Linked DNA regions of Mus musculus: region 1 is linked to region 2. Evidence: chromatin contacts called from ENCODE Hi-C or POLR2A ChIA-PET data. All regions are on one chromosome and are shown on one strand. The core of a region is the stretch at or near the end of the contact, and the rest is flanking DNA. Distances in the headings are between cores, read along the strand shown.

Region 1 (4,829 bases), core at 1,400-3,899, 42 kb before region 2:
GTATCCAGACACACCTTCATGCCTTCAATGTCAGAGGACCTGTTACCTTTAGGGCATCATTGCAGTCTCTGTGGGAGCACATAACTGTTGCTGAACCTCGGCCTTGGGAGCCTTCATCCATTGGCCTTAGGGCTTCTTGTTGAGACCTTTCTCCTCCCCTTACCCCCTACAGGCCCACTCATATCCCTGACTTGAAAAAGCTGGCTCTTACCCTGGTGGTGGTGAAACTCGCCTTTAATCCCAGCACTTGGGAGGCAAAGGCAGGTGGATTTCTGAGTTCAAAACCAGCCTGGTCTACAGAGTGAGTTCCAGGACTGCCAGGGCTACATAGAGAAACCCTGTCTCGAAAAACAAAAAACAAAAAAACAAAAAACAAAAAAAAAAGGAAAGAAAGAAAGAAAGAAAAGAGTTGGCTCTTAGTCCCAGATGCCTAAGCATCTTTCTGAGGACTAGGAGGAGGCAGTCAGGGAAGTAAGGGGAAAGTGGTCTGTGTTGCTTCAGGAGCCTTGGTACAGCCCCTGCCCATCCCACAAGCCCTAAATAGGAATCCAGATAGAGATAGAGTGGAGGCTCTAACTCAGCTGTTATCCAACAGTTTAGCCCCCTATAGACAAATCTTTCCCCTATCCAAGGAAGTTTCTGGGACATCTCTCCATGCCAAGTCACTGGCCAAGATCGTGCCAAAGGAGCTGAGAATTGCTGAGCTGCTATAAGAGTCACACCCCAAATGACTCACCCCCAGAAGCAGGGCAGAGGCAGCTGCTCCAGCCTCCTGGTGTCTTCATGCCTGCCCTGAGGCCCCAGGGAAGTCGGGAAGCCTAAAGCTGACTGGTTGAGACAAGAGCCTTGGGGCCTCTGGCTCCAGCCTCCCTTTATGGAAAAGAAAGGACCAACAGGCCTCTGGGTCTTCTGTTTACTGTATACTCCGTCCGGGTCACTTCCTCTCTTAGCCTTTAGTTTACATTAGCTCCAGTCCACACTTGGATAACCCAAACACCAGTGTCCTGACTTTTACGGCTCTTTTGCTTTTTAAAGTGCTTTTTATCAATCAATCTCTCCCTGTACCTTGGAGCAATATTCCCCTAAACTAGAGAAAAGACTGGGGGGAAAAGACACACACGCTGGACCCCACAGGCTGATGTGGGCAGCTCTGCATCTATCTACACAGCATGAGGCACCAGCCTTCAGAGCCAACACAGTCTCATCCCGAAGGCCTTGGGGGTTTAAGGGTGCATCTGCCAAGGTCACCCTCCCCCTGGGACTCACAGGGTGACTTAGACTCAGTTCCTTTTTGGAAACTTGACGTTCAGGCTACATCCTCTATTTCTGCAGCTATGTTTCCCTCTGTGAGAAAAGTCTGAGGTAGGGATGGTGAGGAGAGGAAACAAAACTGACCTCCCCCCTCCCATACCCCAGAGGCAAGCCTGGGGCCAGGCTCGGGCTGCAGGTCAGAAGATCAGCTGTGAGCTAGAAACCTTTTCCTCTGAGAGCTAGAGATGGGGTTTAGTGCAAAAACCTGGATGGTTATATTGCATCCCTCGACTCCCAGCACTGGGGAGGCTGAGTTCGAGGCCAGCCTGGTCTACAGAGTGAATGCCAGGACAGCCAGGGCTGCACAGAGAACCCTGTCTCAAGAAACAACAAACAAAACAAAACAAAATCATCAACAACAAAATAGAGCCTCAAAATAGGAGAGAGGCGTTTTCTGTTCAGAGAGTAACACAGAGGGTAGGCCAGGGGCAGAGGTGAGTGGGGGGCCCTCACTTCCTTATGTGCTTGCTACTGTGTTGGAAGCCAAGTACCCAAGCCAGTTCCCCCGTGTACCCCCATGTTCTCCTGCTGCTCCTCCTGCTCCTCCTCTGTCATCATCATCACCACCACCACCATCATCATCATCTCACAGTTAGCCTCTTTTTGCTAAGTACTTACTGCATGAGGCCCTGACCTTCATCTGTGGTGAGACAGTCCCTACCACATTCAGCACAGTCATCCTGGGTCTGCCTCCTCCCTCATGAGGTGCTAGAATACGGAGGTGAGCAACCAGACTGACCGTGGCTTCCCCGACATCAGGGAACTTCCTTTGTCCCCCAGGAGATGGAGATGGTGTTGAGGTCCAACCCTAACTAGTAGCTGATGCAGAACTGCAAAGGATGCTGGGACTGTTGGGCCCACAGGGAAAGGTGGGTGTAGGCCAGTGGAGAGCACGCAGGACATCACTCATTCCCGTGGGTCAGCTGCAAGAACCCCAATGCTGATTCCCAGGACCGCTGACTCCTCCAGTTCTGCTAAGGAGAAGGAAGGCCATTTTCTCCAGCTCAATAGAAACCATTTGGGAGAGCTTTTCTTTTTTTCAAGCAACTTCATAAAAACAAACAGACAAACAAACCCAGTGGCCTGTGACTAATGTCCCCGTGAAAGAGAAGTGATCACAGATCAAAGACTCTTTTGCTTTGTGTACGCCATGTCCAGCCATTGGTTGCCTCAGTTTACCCAGCTGTGGTGGCCCACATACCTCACGCGTGTCGTTGATTCAACCCTGTCTGACTTCAGTCAGGCCCTGTGATAGAGAAGAGCCACAGAATTTGGAGCCGCGCCATTGCTAGGCTTGGTGGTGGTGCTACACTGAACCAAAACCCTGACCACCATTCTTGCCAGATTTCAGCCATACTTCCTCTCTGGCCCTGTGGGAGAAGGACCCAGGGACCCTAGCCTCAGGCCCTCTGGTATTAGCCTGCCTGTGGCTTCCTTGGCCTGGCCTAGTGGCTTTAAGGCTTGTGACCCTGAATCTTGCTGTACCTCTTTCATCTGCTTTCCTGGGTCCTCTACCTGGTGAAGGCCATGTCTGTTCCCTAGGGGGCTGAGGGTGGGGCGGGAGGTCTGCTGCTTCCTCTGATGTCCAGGCTCATGGCTGAGCACTCTTCCTGGGGCCTGCTGTAATATCCAAGGTTCCTAAAAACTTGTACCTTCCACATTCGATTTTACGTTTACGTAGATCTGGTACCTGGGGATCAGCTAGTCCTTCGCTCATTGACAGATGAGGTGATGGCTACCTTGTCTATCCACCCTGAACAAAGTGGAGAGTCGAGGTCTTCTGAGCTCTGAACCAGCAGCCTCCACTCTCTACCCCACCCCCAGCCCCAGCCCTCACTAGTTCATTCTGGTTCAGTGAGCACCTACATGTCAGGCCCAGTCAGATCTGTATGGCTACAGTCCTCCCAACTCTACATAGGGTAGGTAGGCATTATCCTGTCTCACTGATAGGAAACAGTGGGCCAGCAAGATTAATTTCTTTCTTTGAGCTATTTACCAAAAAAAATGACCAAAAAGGGTATTAAACACTAGCCACACTCACAGGATAGGCTCAGTATGGGATCCGTGCCTTGGATACTTAGTAGGATCATTGTCCCTTGACAGCCTGAGATACCCTGTAACAAAGGAACATGCACTTAGCAGGCCCCACAGTGGGGCATCCCAGTGAGTTAACAGGGCACAGGGTGGCTGGGCTGAGGTCTAAGTCTGTGCTGTCCGCTCTCTCTGCAGCTCCCTGGAGATGCCTTGTTACGACAGCGATGACGCCAACCCCCGAAGCGTGTCCAGTCTCTCCAACCGCTCCTCTCCGCTCTCTTGGCGCTACGGCCAGTCTAGTCCCCGGCTGCAGGCTGGCGACGCACCCTCTGTTGGGGGGAGCTGTCGTTCCGAGGGGCCACCGGCCTGGTACATGCATGGCGAGCGGGCACACTACTCCCACACCATGCCGATGCGGAGCCCCAGCAAACTCAGCCACATCTCTCGCCTGGAGTTGGTGGAGTCCCTGGACTCTGACGAGGTGGACCTCAAATCCGGCTACATGAGTGACAGTGACCTCATGGGCAAGACCATGACAGAAGACGATGACATCACAACGGGGTAAGCACAAGAGGCCGGCTGGTGCAGGAGGTGTGGGAGAACAGGGCGGTGGCAGGGGATAGAGTTACTGTGCTATGATAAAAGACATCTTCAGAGTGCTGCTGTGCCTAAGGTGACTGCTTCTGCAACCAGCTGCAGCTTATTCTAGATGTGTATGGTAGGTGGGGCTGGAAACGGAAGAGCTGATTGGTCCATTAAGCTAAGCCCTTCTCCCTGAGCCTGTCCTCCAGAGACTTGGGGACATATCTGAGGGCCAGCTCTTCTGCAAACTGGGTAGATTGTGGATGACTTAATTTGCTTCCACCTTTGCAAAAAAACAGGTGAATAATGTCGTCTCCTTCTGCCTGCTAAGAGAAAGTGACATTTAGATGAAAGGGCCAGTCAGACAAGAGTCGGGGTGGTGACTCCACTTCCCCTGCCAGGGGTTACCACTCTGGCCCTTGGTTTATATCCTTGGTGGACTTCTGCTTCTGCAATCCTTCTACCCATAACACCACACCCTATTCCTACCCCACCCTATTAAGCCTTCTTTCCTGACCTTGGACCCCCCAGGGATGCCCAGTTTATCTTTTTCTGACAGGGTAGACTTGGGGAGACAGCTGGGGCAGACATGGCAATCTTGGAAGTGAAAAGAGGACAGGAAGCGTTTGAATTGTTGGGGTTTGGGGTGTTCTGGCCAACTTTTTCAAGCCCCGAGTCCAGAGTGCTGCAAGGTTCTGGAAACTTCTCTGGTGTATCTCTCAGCAGACCTGTCTGCCACTTCCGTTCTTCACTTACGGAGTCTCCGCCCCTAAGATCCCCTGTAAAGCCACTGCAGCCCTTTCCCTATTCCTCAGGTATCTAAAAACCAGCCTGCCAGAGATCGCTGCTCCTAATAAAGCCCTTGAGCTTCAAGGGCACGGAAAGAAGGCGCTGAGTTCCAG
Region 2 (4,565 bases), core at 1,794-4,293:
GCCTAATCTTAGTGGCTAGAGATACAGATGATCCAGCCAGTTGGTGGTGAACATGGAAGGTCTCGATTGCATCCATGTGTGGAATGACCCTTGCTGGTTCGCCCTGTACCTTCCTCCTCCCCCTGGGAGACAGAACATCGACCTCAGCCAGATAGCTCCATATTGTGATCTCACGTGTGGAAAGATGCATCCAGCCCTTCCTGCTCCCCTGACACAAGAGAGTAGTGTCTGGAGTCTTGTGCAAAGCTTTCCTTTCCAGAAGGTTGCCTCTAGGATTATGGACCCTGGTAATTTCTCTATACAGAAAGAATGACCTGCCTGCCAGATACAGGAGTGGTGACTGTGTCGGCTGACACCTGAGCACAGTTGGTTTTCTATCCACTGCAGGCGTGGGGCTTTGAGATTTTATGTGATGTCTGAGAATGCACACTGATCTCTCCTTGGAAGTTGTGGAAGGGTTCTGTCAAGTTACGTGGCATATCCTACAACCCCATTTTGTTAAAGCCCTGTTGTTACTAGGAACATGCCACTGCTTCAAGCGCATTGTGTTTTGGTGTGCAGGCTTCTTGAAGTCTGGGAACTAACCTCCTTGCCTTTTCACAATTCTGAATGCCACAAATCTGGCAGTGAGTGACTGTTGAGGTTCGGTGGAGAAGTGACAGAGGAGATACAAATAAAGTTTGACCCAGAGACCACGTTTCTGTGCAAGTAGCCCCTAGAGCTGCATAGGTGGAGTGGCAGTGGAACGCTGCCTGTTCATGCTCTCAGAAATGACGCTGAATGTCCCCCAGTGGCCACCCCTGACTTCAGTTACCTGTCTTATGTTGGGAGTATTTAAAGTGCTGTTACGAACCAGACAATTTTTATATTAAGCTTGTATTTTTTTTTCTTACTAGTCATGCAGCCTTAAACACGAAATCTTACATTTCAGTCCTCTTATGGATAAAATATTTATCTCAAGATCTATATGAAAGTTAAACAAAATTTTAATGTCCTGTATGTCTCTCTGCACGTATATTTAAGTACCCAGCAGAGGGCTTGACAGACGAACTTAAGTGCCAAGCATACAGTAATTATCGTTTTAATAATGATACCTGGTGATAATCACAGAAAATACATTTGCATCAATTAGCATACATCTTGCCATCCTACTAAATATATTTTTATATTATGTAAAAATGCATGCTCTTTTAACAGAAATTAGTACCATGGGTGGTTATAAAAAGGCAGCATATTAAGGATAGTCTTCACAGTGAGTCCTTCACAATCACTGGGTTTCCAAGGTGCATTAATGAGTGGAGAAGTAGAAAATTGATTTGATACAAGCTAGTAGAAAGATAAACAAGTGGGTACTTAAACAGCTTCGTGGACTCCAGGATTTAGAGCAACCATCACCCAGGCTTTAGCATGCTGGGTGCTGGGTAGTGCAATACACAGGTCTTTTAAGGCTCCTTCGTACCCTCTTCTCAGTTCTGTATCATTTAAATTGGTTTCCCACCAGGCCATCTTACATTTTGGTAAAGCCATAGGCTCGCGGCAGTCTTTCTCCAGCCACACAGAGGTTCTGTTGGTTAAGCCCGACTGGCTGGGTATAAGTAATGGCTAATGTTGAGTCACACCCCAGCCTGCCCGATGATTAAGTGAACAGAACAGCAGCTTCCCACAAAGCAATCTCAGACTTACGTGGATCGTTCTGCTACAATGGAAATCTTGACGGTCGAATCTAGATGAAAAAGCAATTCAACAACAAAGGGAAGCCTGTCCTTAAGTCTCCTACCTCCCTCTGTCATTTCTCTTGGAATAATCCTATCAGGGTGCCCGCCAGCTGAGGGATCCATAAACTACCCCGTAACAAAGTACCGGAAGCATCCCATGAGGCTGCTGGGGCTATAGTCCCCTGTGAGAGGACAGAACGGGAGGAAAATCATCATTATCCTGTGCCCCCAAACCCCATCTCTGTGGTCACTGCCAGCTTATATCCTTGATAAATTTAATGGAATTTAAATGAGATTGCAGAAGTTTTGGAGATGAAGAACTCTAGCCCAGGTCACTGGGGTCAAAGCTTCCAAGTCAGCCTCGTGGGGATTACACAGGCTGAGTTGTGCCAAGTGTCCTCATCTGTTATCTCATTTCTAACTCTTCCAATAGCCTGGGATATTTGTTTTTCTCCTTCTGTGTTTAGAGAAAGGGCACCAACTATTTTTGTGTGATCCCTGTATCTGACTTGTATTATAATGGCATTCTTCATCCAAGGTTGTTCTCTGAATGTCTCCCGAGACATCTCAAGGGAATGGCTTCCTGAGAGAAGCAGTTGTACTTTGTAGTGGGTTGGTTTATCCCTGTTGTTTTTGAAATGGAAAACACATAGTTTAACTTGCAATAAACACTTCAGTAATTGTGGTTATGGTGAGCCCCAGGGTTCGGATGGCCTTGTTTTAGGTATACATCAGACTGGCACATTGCTTGCCCCTGACTGAATCAAGACCCTACCTTCCCAAGCCTCCTCTCTCCCAGGAGTTGTCCTGGCCTTTAGTATGGTGACGTCTGCACAGACGGGCTTGAGGGTTTTTTTGTGAAAGGTTTTGAATTTGGAATTTGTTTCTATTTTGCTGATTTTTTTTTTAATGTTCCTTATTTTGTTTTTCTTTGGTAAATTAAATGTGGACAGCATTAGGGTAATTATTAGCAGAAAAGCTTGGATGAGTCACAAGCTCTGTATTTGGAATCAACATACAAAATTTTTTGGTTAAACAAGGAAGCTTGGTAATGTTGTCCATGCATGCGTGTGGAAGCACTGTGCGAGAGGACGGGAGGGAGAGGGAGACTTCTTGACAGAAAGGAGACAGGAGAAAACGGACATCCTGGGAGAGAGAGAGAGAGAGAGAGAGAGAGAGAGAGAGAGAGAGAGAGAGAGAGAGAGAGAGAGAGATGCAAAGGGAATGCCCGGCAGCTGGCTTGTTTTGTGGTAGGAAGCCTCACTCCTCAGAGTGCAGCTCCCAGGGTCTAGGTGTTTATTGCCAGATCAGCAGTTCACACCAGTAGCCTGGCCTCAAGCTCTTGGAGGGGCTGCCAGAGCCGCTTAGTGAGGGATTCCTGAGCCAGGGGTATGAATGGAGGGCCCACATCCTGTCCCACCAGCTCCTCCTACCACTCACTCCGCTAACTGAGGCAGGTTATGATGAATGACAGCCATTTAATATCCAGGACTCTTATCTGATGCCATACGTGTACCTAGAACATGTGCAGGGCACCGGCACTGTACATGACTTCTTCCAACCTGTCTATGTGGCAGGATTTGCGTTTCTGACTAAAAGGGGCTTTTGTCCCTGTCAATCTTACATGATTCATTCCATGAGGTACAAGTAAGTAGGCTTGAATTCCATCCCGCTTCAAGCTGTCACCTGCTTCTAGACTGGAGGACCGGAGTGAGGTGCAGGCAACACTAAGGCCTCTTTGCTTCTTTTCTTGCCTGGCACCTCCCCCACCCCTTGGTCCCTGAGTCAAATGGAACTAGTAACACTCCTGGCAGTCTTGTTGGGACTTGTGGACAGCTTAGGTCAGAAGGGCTCCAGACTGGTAAAAAGTTGAAAGCTAAGAAGTCATTGCTTTTCTGTCAGGGTTTGTCTGGTTTACAGAGCTTTTTGTTTGATTCTTGGATTGTTTCTTGAAACAAGGTTTTGCTATGAAGCCCAGGCTGGTCTCACACTTGACAAATCTTCCTGACGCTGCCCCCAATCACTGAGATTACAGGTGTGTGCCATTATACCCCTTTCAGGGTCTTTTCAGATCTGTCTCAGGTCCACTGGGCCAGCTCTGCCTTACTGCCTGTTTTATATGGCCCACAAGCTAAAGAATGATTATATATATATATCTGTATGTGACTGAAAAAAAATCAAAAGCAGACTCATGACATATGAAAAAAAATTAATCATTTTATTCATTTACATTTCAAATGATATTTCCCTTCCCGGTCACCCCTCCATAACAAAAAATTGAAATTCATATTCTAATATCCATAAATAAAGTTATATGGGAGCATAGCGATTTGTCTCCAAGTTCCTCTTGATTGCCTTCCTGCTGCTTCTGACAGTGGGACAGAAACCGTATGTCCTGCAGAGGCCAACTGGAAACAGTTACTTTCCAGCCCTCACAGGCCCTTCCCTGAGATTTCTGTACATTTCAAATGATTGTCACATTCCTCTTACTTCTTGTTGGTTTGTGAGAGATGTGGAAATACAAACATTGTGTGACCCACTCCTTTCCACCTTAGCAGAGACCTTGGAATTGCGCAGTGAACTCCTGAGGAAGGCCGTCAGGGAGTGTGAACGGGGAGGGTCAGCAGGAAGTACCTTATGAACCCAGATCAAATGTGTTCATCCTCCCATATGTCTACAGCATAGAGTGGCTTCATCAGAAAAAAAGGGGCCACCCAACTTCCAACTTCTAGAATGAAGACGTTTTCTTGACCAAGAGTCAAAGCAGAGGGCCAGGCCTTTAATCCCAGCACTTGGGAGGGAGGCAGAGGTAGGCGGATTTCTGAGTTCGAGGCCAGCCTGGTCTACAAA

What was found. Hi-C counts contacts between places; a loop is a spot of excess contacts on that map. ChIA-PET counts read pairs that join two places held with the same protein, here RNA polymerase II (POLR2A).
Region 1: POLR2A ChIA-PET joins it to region 2 with 15 read pairs in Patski. The contact joins two enhancer-like sites. A Hi-C loop is called at or near these places in 1 of 37 maps with a recorded cell type or tissue (heart). POLR2A ChIA-PET finds 5 or more read pairs at or near these places in 3 of 5 experiments (Patski and embryonic stem cell).

The regions. Positions count from the first base shown.
Region 1 is chr1:135,531,426-135,536,254 of GRCm38, reverse strand. It overlaps Nav1 (neuron navigator 1), which reads left to right. Exons shown (of 30, transcript NM_173437.2): 3 at 3,541-3,906. It overlaps Gm32940 (a long non-coding RNA gene), which reads right to left. Exons shown (of 4, transcript XR_003948736.1): 4 at 3,282-4,829. Among named protein-coding and RNA genes, the nearest start is that of Gm32940, 22 kb to the right of the region's middle. Within about 2 kb of position 2,649, at least 2 of the 3 ENCODE cell types and tissues checked have a DNase peak (open chromatin) inside an H3K27ac peak, as active enhancers do.
Region 2 is chr1:135,489,667-135,494,231 of GRCm38, reverse strand. The region is part of intron 3 of Nav1 (neuron navigator 1); the gene reads left to right. Among named protein-coding and RNA genes, the nearest start is that of Gm32940, 20 kb to the left of the region's middle. Within about 2 kb of position 3,043, at least 1 of the 3 ENCODE cell types and tissues checked has a DNase peak (open chromatin) inside an H3K27ac peak, as active enhancers do.